Linked DNA regions of Homo sapiens: region 1 is linked to region 2. A link is an interaction called in ENCODE POLR2A ChIA-PET data of the cell type or tissue named here. Cell type or tissue: IMR-90. All regions are shown on one strand. Links, peaks and the distances in the headings refer to the core of each region. The heading gives the core; the rest is flanking DNA.

What was found. ChIA-PET counts read pairs that join two places held together with the same protein. Peaks named below come from ENCODE experiments on the same cell type or tissue, not always from the same donor. Only the 100,000 strongest peaks of a DNase experiment are listed, where the experiment ranks them.
Region 1: POLR2A ChIA-PET joins it to region 2 with 7 read pairs; 1 of 35 experiments calls an interaction of 5 or more read pairs at or near these places.

Annotation. Positions count from the first base shown.
Region 1 is chr14:49,908,299-49,916,086 of GRCh38, reverse strand. No RefSeq gene overlaps it. Among named protein-coding and RNA genes, the nearest start is that of ARF6, 19 kb to the right of the region's middle. In IMR-90, for the core only: no CTCF peak of the experiment used is centred there; a DNase peak (open chromatin) is centred at 4,276; H3K27ac peaks cover 241 bases.
Region 2 is chr14:50,400,209-50,407,996 of GRCh38, reverse strand. No RefSeq gene overlaps it. Among named protein-coding and RNA genes, the nearest start is that of CDKL1, 7.2 kb to the right of the region's middle. In IMR-90, for the core only: no CTCF peak of the experiment used is centred there; a DNase peak (open chromatin) is centred at 4,366; H3K27ac peaks cover 1,588 bases.

The DNA.
Region 1 (7,788 bases), core at 2,494-6,493, 490 kb after region 2:
CTTTACAGAAACTAGAATAGGGAGTGCCAAGTTCTAAATTTTTTAACCAGAAAAGTTTATTTCTTGCCCATAGTTAGTCCAAAATGAGTTCCTGATCAGCCCTCCTACAAAGATCCATCTAGAAAACCTCTTCCTTATATCTTAGGGCTCCTCCATCCTCAAATAAGCTGTGATATTCTGTATAAAGTCAGAAAAAAGGAAAGTAGCATGGAAGAGAGCTTGAGGGGACTTTATGTATGAAACCAGGAATCAATATATATCACTTTCATTCACATTCCACTGGCTAGAACTCAGCTGTGAGGCTGCATCTAACTGCGAGGCAGGGTGGGAAATGTAGTCTATTAGTACACAAAAGAAGGAAAGGAAAAGAATTCTGTGAATTGCTAGACAATCTGTGCCACACTTGTATAAAAAAAGAAAAGAAAAAAAATTTGAAGTTAAAATGGAATAAGGAAGGCAAGTCCCTTACCTTAATAAGGAAGATAAAGCAATTTTAAAGTCACTCTCCTACAGCATTTTCATACTCAAATCCCTGTTCTTCCACTGGTTTAAAAAAAAATGGCCTCCATCCTCCAACGTATGGAGAGACTGGACTTTACTGACATATATTAACCTTTTGCTTTCCCATCTAAAAAAAGCTGAGCAAACCATCAGAGTGGCATACAGAAGTATCCTCAGTCCCAGTTTGGACAGATAACCATCCCATGCTATGGGAGGCAGCTTCTAAGGTAGCCCTCCATAATCTCCACCTCCTGGTATCTACTTCTCTGTTTAATCCCCTACCCTGAAGTGTGGGTGGACTTAATTGCCAGGTCATGTGGTAACTCTATGTTTATCATTCTGAAGAACTGCCAAACTGTTTTTCTAAAGTGGCTGCAGCATTTTACAATCCAGATGAACTACTTTTTATCTATGGAACCAAATGCAAATTATTTAACCTGAGTTTTCCATCATTTGTAAAGTATTAGTTATCATTTTTAGTTTCAAAAATAATTCCTGCAGATCATGTGGGCAGAAGAAAAGGAAAAAATAAAGACTACCATTTATTGAGCACTACTTGTACCACCACTGTTCTAAGTACTTATGAAGACTTTTCTCATTTAACCCATGTGGTAGAATTATCAAATAAAATACAGGACAGTTCATTAAATTTAAATTTCAGGTTTAATAACTAATAATCTTTTAGTATAATTATATCCTGTGCAATCTTTGCCCAAAGTTTTTTTGTTTGTTTTTTGTTTGTTATTTGTTTGTTTTTTTTTTCGAAATGGAGCCTTACTCTGTCGCCTAGGCTGGAGGGCAGTGGCAGGATCTCGGCTCACTGCAACCTCCACCTACCTCCTGGGTTCAAGCAACTCTCGTGCCTCAGCCTCCTGAGTAGCTGGGACTATTTTAGCAGAGATGAGGTTTCACCATGTTGGCAAGGCTGATCTCGAACTCCTGGCCTCAAGTGTTCCGTCTGCCTCGGCCTCCTGAAGGGATTACAGACATGAGCCACTGAACCGGCCTAATTAAAAATAAATCTTTCTAGCCGGGCGTGGTGGCTCACACCTGTAATCCCAGCACTTTGGGAGGCCGAGGCGGGTGGATCACCTGAGGTCAGGACTTCGAGACCAGCCTGACCAACATGGTGAAACCCCTTCTCTACTAAAAATACAAAATCAGCTGGACATGGTGGCTCATGCCTGTAATCCCAGATACTCAGGAGACTGAGGCAGGAGAATCACTTGAACCTGGGAGGTGGAGGTTGCAGTGAGCCGAGATCGCCCCATTGCACTCCAGCCTAGGCAACAAGAGCAAAACTCCCTCTCAAAAAAAAAAAAAAAAAAAAAGTATTTGGGAGGCTGACGCGGGCGGATCACCAGGCGGGCGGATCATGAAGTCTAGAGATCGAGACCATCCTGGCCAAAATGGTGAAACCCTGTCTCTACTAAAAATACAAAAAAAAAATTAGCTGGGCATGGTGGTGCAGGCCTGTAGTCCCAGCTGCTAGGGAGGTTGAGGCAGGAGAATCGCTTAAACCCGGGAAGCGGAGGTTGCAGTGAGCCGAGATGGTGCCACTACACTTCAGCCTGGTGGCAGAGTGAGACTCTATCTCAGAAAAAAAAAAAAAAAAAAGTTTTTCACAACTTCCCAGATGTAAAAAATTAAAATAAATTTTAAAAATAAATAAATAGGCTGGGCACAGTGGTTCAGCTCACACCTGTAATCCCAGCACTTTAGGAGGCCGAGGCAGGTGGATCACGAAGTCAGGAGATCGAGACCATCCTGGCTAACATGGTGAAACCCCGTCTCTACAGTCTCTATTAAAAAATACAAAAAATTAGCCGGGCGTGGTGGCGTGGGCCTGTAATCCCAGCTACTAAGGAGGCTGAGGCAGGAGAATCACTTGAACCCAGAAGGTGGAGGTTGCAGTGAGCCGAGATTGCGCCGTTGCACTCCAGCCTGGGCAACGAGAGTGAAACTCAGTCTCAAAAATAAATAAATAAAATTAAGTCTTATTTATTTATTTGAGACAGAGTGTTGCTGTGTCGCCCAGGCTCTCAGCTCACTGCAACCTCCGCCTCCCTGGCTCAAGCAATTAGCCTGCCTCAGCCTTCCGAGTAGCTGGGATTACAGGCGCACACCACCGCACTGGGCTAATTTTTGCATTTTTAGCTAGAGACGGGGATTTGCCATGTTGGCCAGGCTGGTCTTGAATTCCTGACCTCAGGTTATCTGCCCGCCTCGGCCTCCCAAAGTGCTGGGATTACAGGAGTGAGGCACTGCGCCCAGCCTATTTTTTATTTTTATTTATTATTTATTATTATTATTTTTTTTTTGAGACAGTCTTGCTCTGTCGCCCAGACTGGAGTGCAGTGGTGCGATCTCGGCTCACTGCAACATCCGCCTCCCAGGTTCAAGCGATTCTCGTGCCTCAGGCTCCCAAGTAGCTGGGATTACAGCTCCGCCACCATGCCCGGCTAATTTTTATATTTTTAGTAGAGACGGGGTTTCCCCATGTTGGCCAGGCTGGTCTCAAACTCCTGACCTCAAGTGATCTGCCTGCCTCAGCCTCCCAAAATGCTGGCATTGCAGGTGTGAGTCACTGCACCTGGCCTATTTTTTTTTTGAGATATGGTCTCACCCTGTTGCCCAGGCCGGAGTGCAGTGGCACTTTCTTGGCTTGACCTCGGCTTGGGAGATCCTCCTGTCTCAGCCTCCCGAGTAGCTGGGAGTACAGGTGTGCACCACCATACCCGGCAAATTTGTATTTTTTTGTAGAAATGCGGTTTCACTATGTTGCCCAAGCTGGTCTTGAATTCTTGGGCTCAAGCAATCTGCTTGCCTCGGCCTCACAAAGAAAAATAAGTCTTTTTTTGTCTTGTTTTTTTTTTTTTTTTTTTTTTTTTTTTTTTTTTTTTTTTTTTTTTTTTTTTGGAGACAGAATCTCGCTCCGTAGCGCTATCTCGGCTCACTGCGAGCTCCGCCTCCCAGGTTCACGCCATTCTCCTGCCTCAGCCTCCCGAGTAGCTGGGACTACAGGCGCCCGCCACCACGCCCAGCTAATTTTTTGTATTTTTAGTAGAGACGGGGTTTCACCCTCTTAGGCAAGATGATCTCCATCTCCCGACCTCGTGATCCGCCCGCCTTGGCCTCCCAAAGTGCTGGGATTACAGGCGCGAGCCACCACGCCCGGCCGAAAAGTAAGTCTTTAATGATCAAGAACATCAAGCTTCATTGAAATACTGAACACATTAGTCTAATTATATTTCTATATTATGAATACCAGTTGTTTAAATATATCATTGGTAATTCTTTTTTCCAAGAAAGTTTCTCAAATATATTAGTCACTGGAATTCACTTCAACAAGATTTGCATGGAATTTTAAAAAGTAGGTTTAGGCTTTCTGCAGTAATCAAAGCACACTTAAACAATCATTAAACAGAAGGAAGTCATACTTTTTTTCTCCTACATCTCAAAGCTGTGCAGAACAGCCACATCCCCAGGAGTAAGTGGCCCACACTTGTTTGTTCTCTGGAATTGTTTCAATTATGTTTGTAGCTGAATATACATTCATTCTTAGAAAATTAATATGGTTCAGAAGAGGAAATGCTTGTATATTTCCATGATTATTTCTGAGATAATAGAGAAAATATTTGTATGTAAAGCTGGTTCCAGTGTCAGAGTAGTCATTTTGGTTACTGTGTTTGTTGGCCCAACTACTCTCTCTTAAAAGCTCAAAATTATGCTGGCAGGGAGCCATGCCATAGAAACTCCACCCTGAGGAGTGACTCAGATAGTTAGACAAAAGCATTTAAACTTCAAGATTTTTTCAGGCTTCCCTCTTGACACTCCTTCCTCTTAGTCAAAGAATTGATGACTACACATTTTGTGTAGTTAAAGGAAAAAAACTAACACCATTCTTGAATCAATAATGCCTGTTCTCAATTGTTACCTATTAAAAGGTAAAATACAACAAATAGTTGGTTTCTTATCACCTTGAGAATATCTTTTTCACTGAATATATGTATGTGTGTGTATGTGTATGTGTGTGTGTGTGTGTGTGTGTGTGTGTATATATATATATATATATATATATTTTTTTTTTTTTTTTTTTTTTTGAGATGGAGTCTCACTCTGTCACCCAGGCTGGAGTGTAGCAGCGCAATCTTGGCTCACTGCAACATCGGCCTCCTGGGTTCAGGTGATTCTCCTGCCTCAGCCTCCCGAGTAGCTGGGACTACAGGCGCCCACCACTGTGCCCAGCTAATTTTTGTATTTTTAGTAGAGATGGGGTATCATCATGTTGGCCAGGCTGGGCTCGAACTCCTGACCTCAAGTGATCCGCCCGCCTCAGCCTCCCAAAGTGCTGGGATTATAGGGATGAGCCACCGCTCCTGGCCTGCTTTTATTTTTTTATCCAAGATTCAGAGGGTACGGGCACAGGTTTGTTACATGGGTATATTGCATGATGCTGAGGTTTAGGCCTCTAATGATCCCATCATCCAAGTAGTGAACACAAGTAGTTCTTCAAACCTGGCCCCCCTTCCTCTCTTCTGCCTTTTTGAATCCCCAATGCCTACTGTTCCCATCTTTGTGTCTGTGTGTACCCAGTGTTTAGCTCCCACTTATAAGTAAGAATGTGCGGCATTAGGTTTTCTGTTTCTGTGTTAATTCGCTTAGGATAATGGCCTCCAACTGCATCCTTGTTGCTGCAAAGGACATAATTTCATTCTTTTTTATGGCTGCATGATTTAATTTTTTAAATTATTAAACTAGAGGGAAGAAGGAAAATAGAACTAATTTCTCTTGAGTGCTTACCATGCCAGATAGGGACTTTCTCATAAGTTACCACTTTTTGTGATAAAGCCTTGCTGGGTGAACATTACCATCCCGATTTTTAGCAGGAAAACTGAGACAAAGAGATAGATTTTCCAGTGTCACTTAGCTATTGAGGTCAGGGTTGGAATTCAAACATAGGTCTATCTATTTGAGACTATTGACTCAAAATTCAATGTTCTTTACCCAAATCAATCCTGTCAGAAAGGAAACTAAAAATGCTTGCAAAAAAAAAAAAAAAAAAAAAGGTAGGAAGGGCTGGACACAATGTCTCATGCCTGTAATCCCAGCGCTTTGGAAGGCTGAGGCAGGTGGATCACCTGAGGTCAGGAGTTCAAGACCAGCCTGGCAAACATGGCAAAACCCCATCTCTACTAAAAATACAAAAATCAGCTAAGTGTGGTGGCACACACCTGTAATCCAAGGTACTCAGGAGGCTAAGGCAGGAGAATCCCTTGAACCCAGGAGGCGGAGGTTGCAGAGAGCCACAAAGATCCCGCGACTGCCCTCCAGCCTGGATGATAGAGTGAAACTCCATCTCAAAAAAAAAAGATAAGTATCATATATGGCTTATATGAGGAAAGGAGGTTCTCTTCCATCTTCAATCCTTTTTCCATTCAATGAATGGCCTTCATAGCATCATACATAGGATGTTTCCAGATCCTAATTTCTTGGGTATTTCTAACACTGTAATCCAGAATCCAGAAATCACAATTTCCTAAATCACTATTTTGATGCTCAGCAAAGCAGCATGGACCCTGAGGTGTATCAGTGGGTAACACTTTAGGTTTTATTAGATTGGGACATGCAGCAAGAAAAAGAACCTAGAAATTACCATAGGTTTGAAAGGAGAAAAATTAACATGTCTAGGATGTCTAAGCATATGGAAACAATAGCCCTGCCAACCATATTGATTGATTGATTGATTGATTGATTGATTGTTTAAAAAGAGATGTGGTCTAGCTGGGTGTGGTGGCTCACACCTGTAATCCCAGCGCTTTGGGAGGCCGAGGTGGGTGGTTCACTTGAGCCTCAGGAGTTCGAGACGAGCCTGGCCAACATGGCAAAACCTCATCTCTATTGAAAAAAAGAAAAAAAAAACAGACATGGTCTCACTATATTGCCCAGGTGGGTCTCAAACTCTTGGCCTCAAGCAATCCTTCCATCTTGGCTTCCCAAAGTACTGGGATTACAGGTGTGAACCACCACTCTTGACCAGAAGGCAATTTAGAAATGTTGTCATGCTAGTCTAAAATCCATACTGTATTCAACAAGATACCCAAGAAATAATAAAAGAAAAAGATATATTAGTATTTATTTAAAACATTTCCCCTAAGATACCACTACCATATTATTATACTAAGCAAAAAAAATAAAAAATAAAAATGTAATGTTTTAGTCTTTAATTCAAGTTTGTCTTGATGACAAAAACAGGATTTAAGATACTTCAGTAAGTTTCTAAATATTAGGTTCTTGTGTAAAATGCATTTACTGTCATAAATCAAGTATTACTCATGAGTTGGAGAGAATTAAAAATGCAATCCAATCTTATAAAAAGAGTCCAAGTCATAAAGACAAGCAATCAATCATAAAAGGTCAAGAATTTTTTATATAATATGCCAGCGTTTACCTTGAGAGACCTATCTATGTTTACCTACAGACTTGATCATTAGTTACATTTGAGATTTTTTTTTTTTTTTGAGACGGAGTCTCACTCTGTTGCCCAGGCTGGAGCACAGTGGCGCGATCTCGGCTCACTGAAAGCTCCGCCTCCAGGGTTCACACCATTCTCCTGCCTCAGCCTCCTGAGTAGCTGGGACTACAGGCGCCCGCCACCACGCCCGGCTAATTTTTTTTTGTATTTTCAGTAGAGACAGGGTTTCACCGTGTTAGCCAGGATGGTCTCGATCTCCTAACCTCATGATCCACCCGCCTTGGCCTCCCAAAGTGCTGGGATTACAGGTGTGAGCCACCACGCCTGACACCATTTGAGATTTTTAAAGTTTCAAAAATAAGCCAAAATACAATGCATTTATTTCAATTATGGGCTCAGGGTTCCTAAGAAATAATTCATGACTAGGAAAAAAACTCCAGCATATCAAATAGAAATATGATGTGTCAATAGCTACCAGCATTCTAGGTTTATCCTAAATCCAATAATGAGTCATCAGTTATTAACCTCAAAAAACTTGTTTTAAAAGCAGATTAAGAATCACTATTGGTTACCTAGAGCTAAATATATACACAGAGATACTGATACATTACCCATATTTTCAAATCACTGCATGTCTTTTGGTTTGAAGAATATACCCGCTACTTTTTTCTACTGAATATTTGTTGAAATAATACATGAATCCAGCCGGGTGTGGTGGCTCACGCCTGTAATCCCAGCACGTTGGGAGGCCCAGGCGGGTGGATCACGAGGTCAAGAGATAGAGACCATCCTGGCCAACATGGTGAAACCCT
Region 2 (7,788 bases), core at 2,592-6,591:
GTGGATCACCTGAGCTCAGCAGTTCGAGACCAGCCTGGCCAACACGTGAAACCCCGTCTCTACTAAAAATACAAAAATTAGTTGGGCGTGGTGGCACATACCTGTAATCCCAGCTACTCGGGAGGGTGAGGCAGGAGAATCGCTTGAACCTGGGAGGCAGAGGTTGCAATGAGCCGAGATGGCACCACCGCACTCCAGCCTGGGCAACAGGGCAAGACTCCATCTGAAAAAAAAAAACAAAAGCTAGCATGGATTTAGCACTCAATCCTCACAACGTGAAGAGGTAGTTCATTTCAATGTTGCAGACGACACATATGAAACATCAGGAGGTTAAGGAACTTGCCCAAGTTCTCACAGACAGTTACTAGCAGAGCTGGATTTGATCCCAGACAGTCTGGCTCCAGAGTTCACACTCTTATTGGGGAAATCAGGTCAGATGATATTGTAGAAAAATGAATAGGTTGTTGTTTAAGGTGAAGGATTTATTTTATTATTTTGGAGGAATACTGTTTAAATGCATATTTTTTACAAGGACCGACATGTGGATTCACTTTCGATGCCTCACAATAAATACCTCACTCCTAATATTTGACAATGAGCCATTCCTGTGAAAGCTATTTACAATAATAGAACTTTCACATGTGGTTTTAACTATGATCTTCACACAATCCTTGGCATGCATGCAGTTTAGAGATAATCTTATGGAACTATGTAAACTTTTTTGATCAATACATGACTAAAAATTCAATGGTTGTCATGGAAAATGTATCTTGGGTGCCAGAGGTTTCTGTTTGTACAACTAGCTATATAGACGCTAATGAATAAGCATCACAGAGTTTCTGAAAGGGAGGAGAAAGCTGATAGGACTTACAGTATTAACTCCATTTAAAAAACAGATGCATTTCTTAGAAAAAAAAAATCATCCTAAAATTCCCAGGGAGTCTCAAGGGGCCCTAAGTAGCCAAAACAATCTTGAAAAAGAAGAACAAAGTTGGAAGCCCCACACTTCCTGATTTTATAACTACAAAGAACAGTAATTAAGAAGGTGTAGTACTGGCATAAAGATAGATGCATTAGTTCATTCTCATACTGCTATAAAGATACTACCTGAGACTAAGTATAAACTACCCGAGACCGGGCGCAGTGGCTCACGCCTATAATCCCAGCACTTTGGGAGGCCGAGGTGGGTGGATCACCTGAGGTCAGGAGTTCGAGACCAGGCTGGCCAACATGGTGAAACTCCGTCTCTACTAAAAATACAAAAATTAGCCAGGCGTGGTGGCAGGCGCCTGTAATCCCAGCTACTCGGGAGGCTGAGGCAGGAGAATCGCTTGAACCCAGGAGGCAGAGGTTGCAGTCAGCCAAGATCGCACCATTGCACTCCAGCCTGGCGACAGAGTGAGCGAGACTCCGTCTCAAAAAAAACAAAAACAAACAAACAAACAAAAAACTACCCAAGACTGGATATAGGCTTTCTTTATAAACAAAGAATGTTTAATTGACTTACGGTTCCACATGGCTGGCGAGGCCTCAGGAAACTCACAATCATGGTGGAAGGCAAAGGGGAAGCAGGGACCTTCTTCACAAGGTGGCAGGAGACAGAAGAGAGAGAAGGGGAAAGAGCCCCTTATAAAACCATCAGATTTTGTGAGAACTCACTCACTATCAGAGGAACAGCATGGGGGAATCACCCCCATGATCCCAATCACCTCCCTCCCTTGACACGTGGAGATTACAGGTCCCTCCCTCGACATGTGGGGATTACAATTCAAGATGAGATTTGGGTGGAGACACAGAGCCAAACCACATCAATAGACCAAGCGAGCAGAACAGAGAGCCAGAAATAAACCCTTGCATCTGGACAAATAATTTTTGACAATAATGCCAAGACTACAAAATGGGGAAAGAACATGCTCTTCAACAACTGGTGTTAAGAAGACTGGATATCCACATGCAAAAGTTGGAACATTATCTTACATCATATACAGAAAGTAAGCCAAAATGGCCAACATGTAAGCCCTTCATGTAAGATCTAAAGACCTAAATGCAAGATCTCCAATTATCAAACAAAGCACTAATGTAAGATCTTCAATTATTAAACTTCCAGAAGAAAACAGGAGAAAAGCTTCAGGACATTGGATTTGGCCATGATTTCTTGGATATGATACCAAAGGCATAGGCAATGAAAGAAAAAATAGACAAATAGGACATCAAACTTAAAAACATCTGTGAGTCAAAGGAATCAGTCAACTGAATGAAAAGGCAGCCTACAGGAGAAAGTAATTGTAAACCATATATCTGATAAGAGATTAATGTGCAGGGTATATTAGGAACTTCTACAACTCAATAACAACAAAAACATAACCAAATAACCCAGTGAAGAAATGGGCAACAAACTTGAATAGACATTTCTCCAAAGAAGATATACGAATGGCCAATAAGCACATGAAAAAATGTTCAGCATTACTAATCATTAGGAAAGTGCAAATCACAACCTCAATAGACTATCACCTCACATCCATCAGGATGGCCACTATCAGGAGAACCAAAAATAACAAGTGGTGGCAAGGATGCAAAGTTAGAACCCTTGTATACTGTTGGTGGGAATGTGAAATGGTGCAGTCACAGTGGAAAACAGTATGGCAGTTCCTTAGAACATTTAAAATATGTTCACCATATCATCCAACAAGTCCACTTCTGGGTATATACCCAGAAGAATTCAAAGCCAAACCTTGCAGAGGTGGAAGCAACCCAAATGTCCATCCACAGATGAATGAAGAAAGAAAATGTGGCTGGGCGTGGTGGCTCACGCCTGTAATCCCGGCACTTTGGGAGGCTGAGGCGGGTGGATCATGAGGTCAGAAGATCGAGACCATCCTAGCTAACACGGTGAAACCCTGTCTCTACTAAAAATACAAAAAATTAGCCAGGCGTGGTGGCGGGCACCTGTAGTCCCAGCTACTCGAGAGGCTGAAGCAGGAGAATGGTGTGAACCCGGGAGGCAGAGCTTGCAGTGAGCCGAGATCGCGCCACGGTACTTCAGCCTGGGCGACAGAGCGAGACTCCATCTCAAAAAAAAAAAAAAAAGAAAATGCAGTGTCTACACACAATGGAATATTAAGCAGCCTTAAAAAGAAGGAAATCCTGTCACATGCTGCAACATGAATGAACCTTGAGGACATTATGCTAAGAGAATTAAGCCGGTCACCAAAGGACAAGTACCATATGATTTCATTCACATGAAGTATCTAAAGTCATGAAAATCATAGAAACAGAAAGTATGAAGGTTAGGGTTAGAGTAACCAAGAGCTAAGGGGAGAGGGAATTCCTATTTAGTGGATAGAATTCCACTCTTGCGAGATGAAAAAGTTCTAGAGATCTGTGTACAACAATGTGAATGTACTTAAACTATGAAACTATACACTTAAAAATGGTTAAGACAGTAAATTTTGTGCCTGGTGCAGTGGTACGTGCCTATAGTCCCAACTATTCAGGGGGCTGAGATGGGAGGATCACTTGAACCTAGGAGTTCAAGACCATAAGCCGGACACAGTGGCTCATGCCTGTAATCCCAGCACTTTGGGAGGCTGAGGCAGGTGGATCACCTGAGGTCAGGAGTTTGAGACCAGCCTGGCCAACATGGTGAAATCCCGTCTCTACTAAAAATACAAAAAATTAGCTGGGCGGTGGTTGAGGCCGCCTGTAATCCCAGTTACTCAAGAGGCTGAGAGGCAGGAGAATCGCTTGAACCCTGGGGGTGAAGGTTGCAGTGAGCCAAGATCAGGTCACTGCCCTCTAGCCTGGGCAACAGAGCGAGACTCTGTCTCAAAAAAAAAAAAAAATTACTGTAGTGAACTATGATCATGCCTGTGAATAGCCATTGCACTTCAGCCTGGGCAACATAGTGAGACTTCATGTCTAAAAAAAAAAAAAAGGTAGTACATTTAATGTTATGTGTTTTTTACCACAAGAAAATATAATGGAAGCATTTCAAAGAAAAAAAAAGAAATGGATGCATTTCTAAGATAATCTGTATGAAATCTATTTTATGTAAAGCGAGAAATATTTTTAAATGCAAATAATTCATACTTCTTGCCCTTTCCTCTCTTCTTCCCCATTTTGTCATACTTTATTTTATGTCTGTTTTAATATTGGGTTCCCATAAGGTAGATTTATATTTCTTTAACCATAATTAGAGCTACCTAATTTGAAGCCAACAGTACAGTAGTGTGAGAAGAATACAACTTGAAATTGAGACCCAGGTTCTAGGCCTGTTTGTTGTCACAGATTTGCTTTTGGACTCTGAATGAGTCATTTAAATTTTCTGTATCTGTTTCCTCAAATGCCAGATGTGCCTTCTCTCCTTCACAGACCCTTGTGAAGTGTTTTGAAAAACAAAAAGTACAATGTAAACACCAGCCCTCCAAGTCCTCCTATCTAGTTTCCTCCATGGAGGAACCCCTCTTGGGGGGAGGCAGGAGAGTTTGCTCTGCAAGGAAACACAGTGTTTCATCTTGACAAAGTGGCTTCTGAGTCTCCAGTGCCCAGCATGGTGTCTGACACATGTCAGCAGGAAAAGTTGGCTTTCCAAACTGCTGATTCTGTGTTACAGCTTTAAGCTAAATTCAGAAAGTAATTAATGTTCTTTCCTATTTATTCGATCTCAAAAATGTACACTTTGCAGGGCTTTTCTCTAGAATATAATGATGCCAAAGTCATGATAGTGCAGAAATGTTCATAGATGGCCTTATGATTAAGGATGTTTAGCAACCAACTGTCCAAAGTGGCAAATAGATGTATAACTTGAGGTTTTGAGACTTATTTCCTGGAGAGGATCATATTCATTGACTCACTCACTGGTAGCCCAGGGCTAGCCACATAAACCTTCCAGGGTTTTAGTGTTAATATTGCTGAGCTCTCCTGGCATGTGGGTTTGTTGATGAAAGTACTGGGTGGTTCTTTGAAAACCTGGAAATGTGAAAACAGTGTTAACACTCAGAAAAGAGGCCAGGTGTGGTGGCTCACACCTGTAATCCCACCAATGTCGGGAGGTCGAGGTGGGTAGATCACTTGAGGTCAGGAGTTCAAGACCAGCCTGGCCAACATGGTGAAACCTTGTCTCCATGAAAAACACAGAAATTAGCTGGGTGTGGTGGCACATGCCTGTAGTCCCAGCTACTTATACCACTGCACTCCACCCTGGGTGACAGAGTGAGACCCTGTATCAAAAAAAAAAAAAAAGAAAGAAAAGAAAAGAAAAAAAGACTCAGAAACAAAAGATTTTAGAAGAAAAGGTACTTTAAAAGGACTAGCTCATCATATATAAAGTACAATAAAGGCCAGGCACAGTGGCTCGCGCCTGTAATCTGAGCACTATGGAAAGCTGAGGCGGGTGGACCACTTGAAGTCAGGAGTTTGAGACCAGCTTTGCCAACATGGTGAAACCCCATCTCTACTAAAAATATAAAAATTAGCCAGGCATGGTGGTGTAGGCCTGTAATCCCAGCTACTCTAGGAGGCAGAGGTTGCAGTGAGCCAATATTGCACCACTGCACTCCAGCCAGGGTGACAGAGACTCCATCTCAAAATAAATAAATTAATTAATTAAAAAGTACAATAAATATTTAAAAGGAAAAAATACATACAGAATAACTAAGGTTAATTAGAGAATGAAGACATTTTACTTTACTATTGGCTGAGCCTATATATAAAATCAGAAATGATAGGCTCCTTTTAAAATTGATTTTCCCATATATTTACATTGATTCAGCAGTCTTTTTTTTTTTTTTTTTTTTTTTGAGATGGAGTCTTGTTCTGTCACCCAGGCTGGAGTACAGTGGCACAGTCTTGGCTCACTGCAACCTCTGCCACCTGGGTTGCAGTGATTCTCCTCCCTCAGCCTCCCGCGTAGCTGGGACTACAGGCATGCACCACCATGCCTAGCTAATTTTGTATTTTTAATACAGACGGGGTTTCACCATGTTGGCCAGGCTGGTCTCGAACTCCTGACCTCATGTGATCTGCCCGCCTCGGCCTCGCAAAGTGCTGGGATTACAGGCATGAACCACCATGCCCAGCTGATTCAGCATTCTTTTCTATCTCCAGGTAAAGGGAAAGTTATTTGCATGCCTGGCTTTGTAACATTCTAGCAGTGATTGGTCAAGAAGAATGCGGCTGACAGCTGACACCTGGCTTCTCTTCAGGATGTTGTGAATTCGGATTGGACCAGCAGGTCTGCCCTGCTGTTAGCTCTCTAGGGCATCCAAGGACAGAGGATCATTCTCAAGGCATTCTTAGTTGTTCTAACTCCATTCACCACTACAAGAGCATGGGCTTTGGAAACAGGCAGAGTTGGGCCTGAAACCTGTGTTCAGCCCTTGATAGCAGGGTGGCTTTGTCTCTACTGATCAATCTCTCAGAGCCTCAGCTTCTTCTTTCATAAAACAGGCCAGTTAATAATCCCAGTCAGTTAACAAATCCATGTAAGATTGTCATAAAGATCAGAGATAATGTGGATACTGAGCCTGAAATGCGTCCCTAAATGATAGTTATTAGCTTTTGTCTGTATGGACTCTGGAATCAATTTCTTTCCCAATTCCACTTAAAACAGAGACAATAAATTCAAGTATTTCCTCAAGCTGCTGTAGAGTGTCATTTTAAAATGACATTGACTCAACTCCCCTTTCCTTACAACATAATTGGAAAAAAAAAAAAAAAAGCTGGCTGGGCACGGTGGCTCATGCCTGTAATCCCAGCACTTTGGGAGGCTGAGGCGGGCGGATCACGAGGTCAGGAGTTCGAGACCAGCCTGGCCAACACAGTGAAACCCCATCTCTACTAAAAATACAAAAAAGTAGCCAGGTGTGGTGGCGGGTGCCTGCAGTCCCAGCTACTCGGGAGGCTGAGGCAGGAGAATGGCTTGAACCTGGGATGCAGAGTTTGCAGTCAGCCGAGATCGCACCATTGCACTCCAGCCTGGGCAACAAAGCGAGACTCCATCTCAAAAAAAAAGAAAAAAGGCTTCAAGCATTGGCCCTGGGTTCTGCACTCAGATGAGGCTTCAGTGTTCTGCCCAATCTCATGGAAGTTCATTCTCCTGGTGCTGGAGCTGCACACACATGAAGTTGCTGAGCTACCATGAGAAGGGAGCATATAGACAAGATGAGTCTTCCCGGTAGCCTAAAAAAAAGGAGGAAGGTGCTACACTGTGCATCATTTTAAGTGCTCTGCGCCAGCTCTCAATGTCCTACACATTAACTCAATAATCCTGACAACCACCACAATGCATTAGGTAGTATTAGCAAAATGGTTAGGAGAAAAGATTCTGGAGTCAAACCACCTGCATTCCAATACTGACTTCACACTTCACTAGCTGGGTGTCCTTAGGCTAGCTACTTATCCTCTCCAACTCAATGAGAGTCATCTGAAAGCTCAGGATGATATTTAATGCCTATCTCCTGGGGTTATTGTGAGGCTCATGGGTCAAATATTCATAGCATAATGCCTGCCACAAAGTAAGCACTCATTAAATAATGTTGTTATATAGGCAATAGTAATTATCTTGCACAAGATCAAACACCAGTAAGTAGGTAGAAATCCTGGTCTTCTGACTCCAAATTCCAGGCTTTTTCTGTGACCATATGTTACCCTACTGAATGTTTATTTTTCCTTAAATGATTAAAATACCATAGTACGGTTTGTGCTGTTCTAAGAACACTGAAGTATTCTCGCTAATTATACAAACTGCAAAGAAAAGATCACTATTAGCAGAATATAATGCTGTTTCAC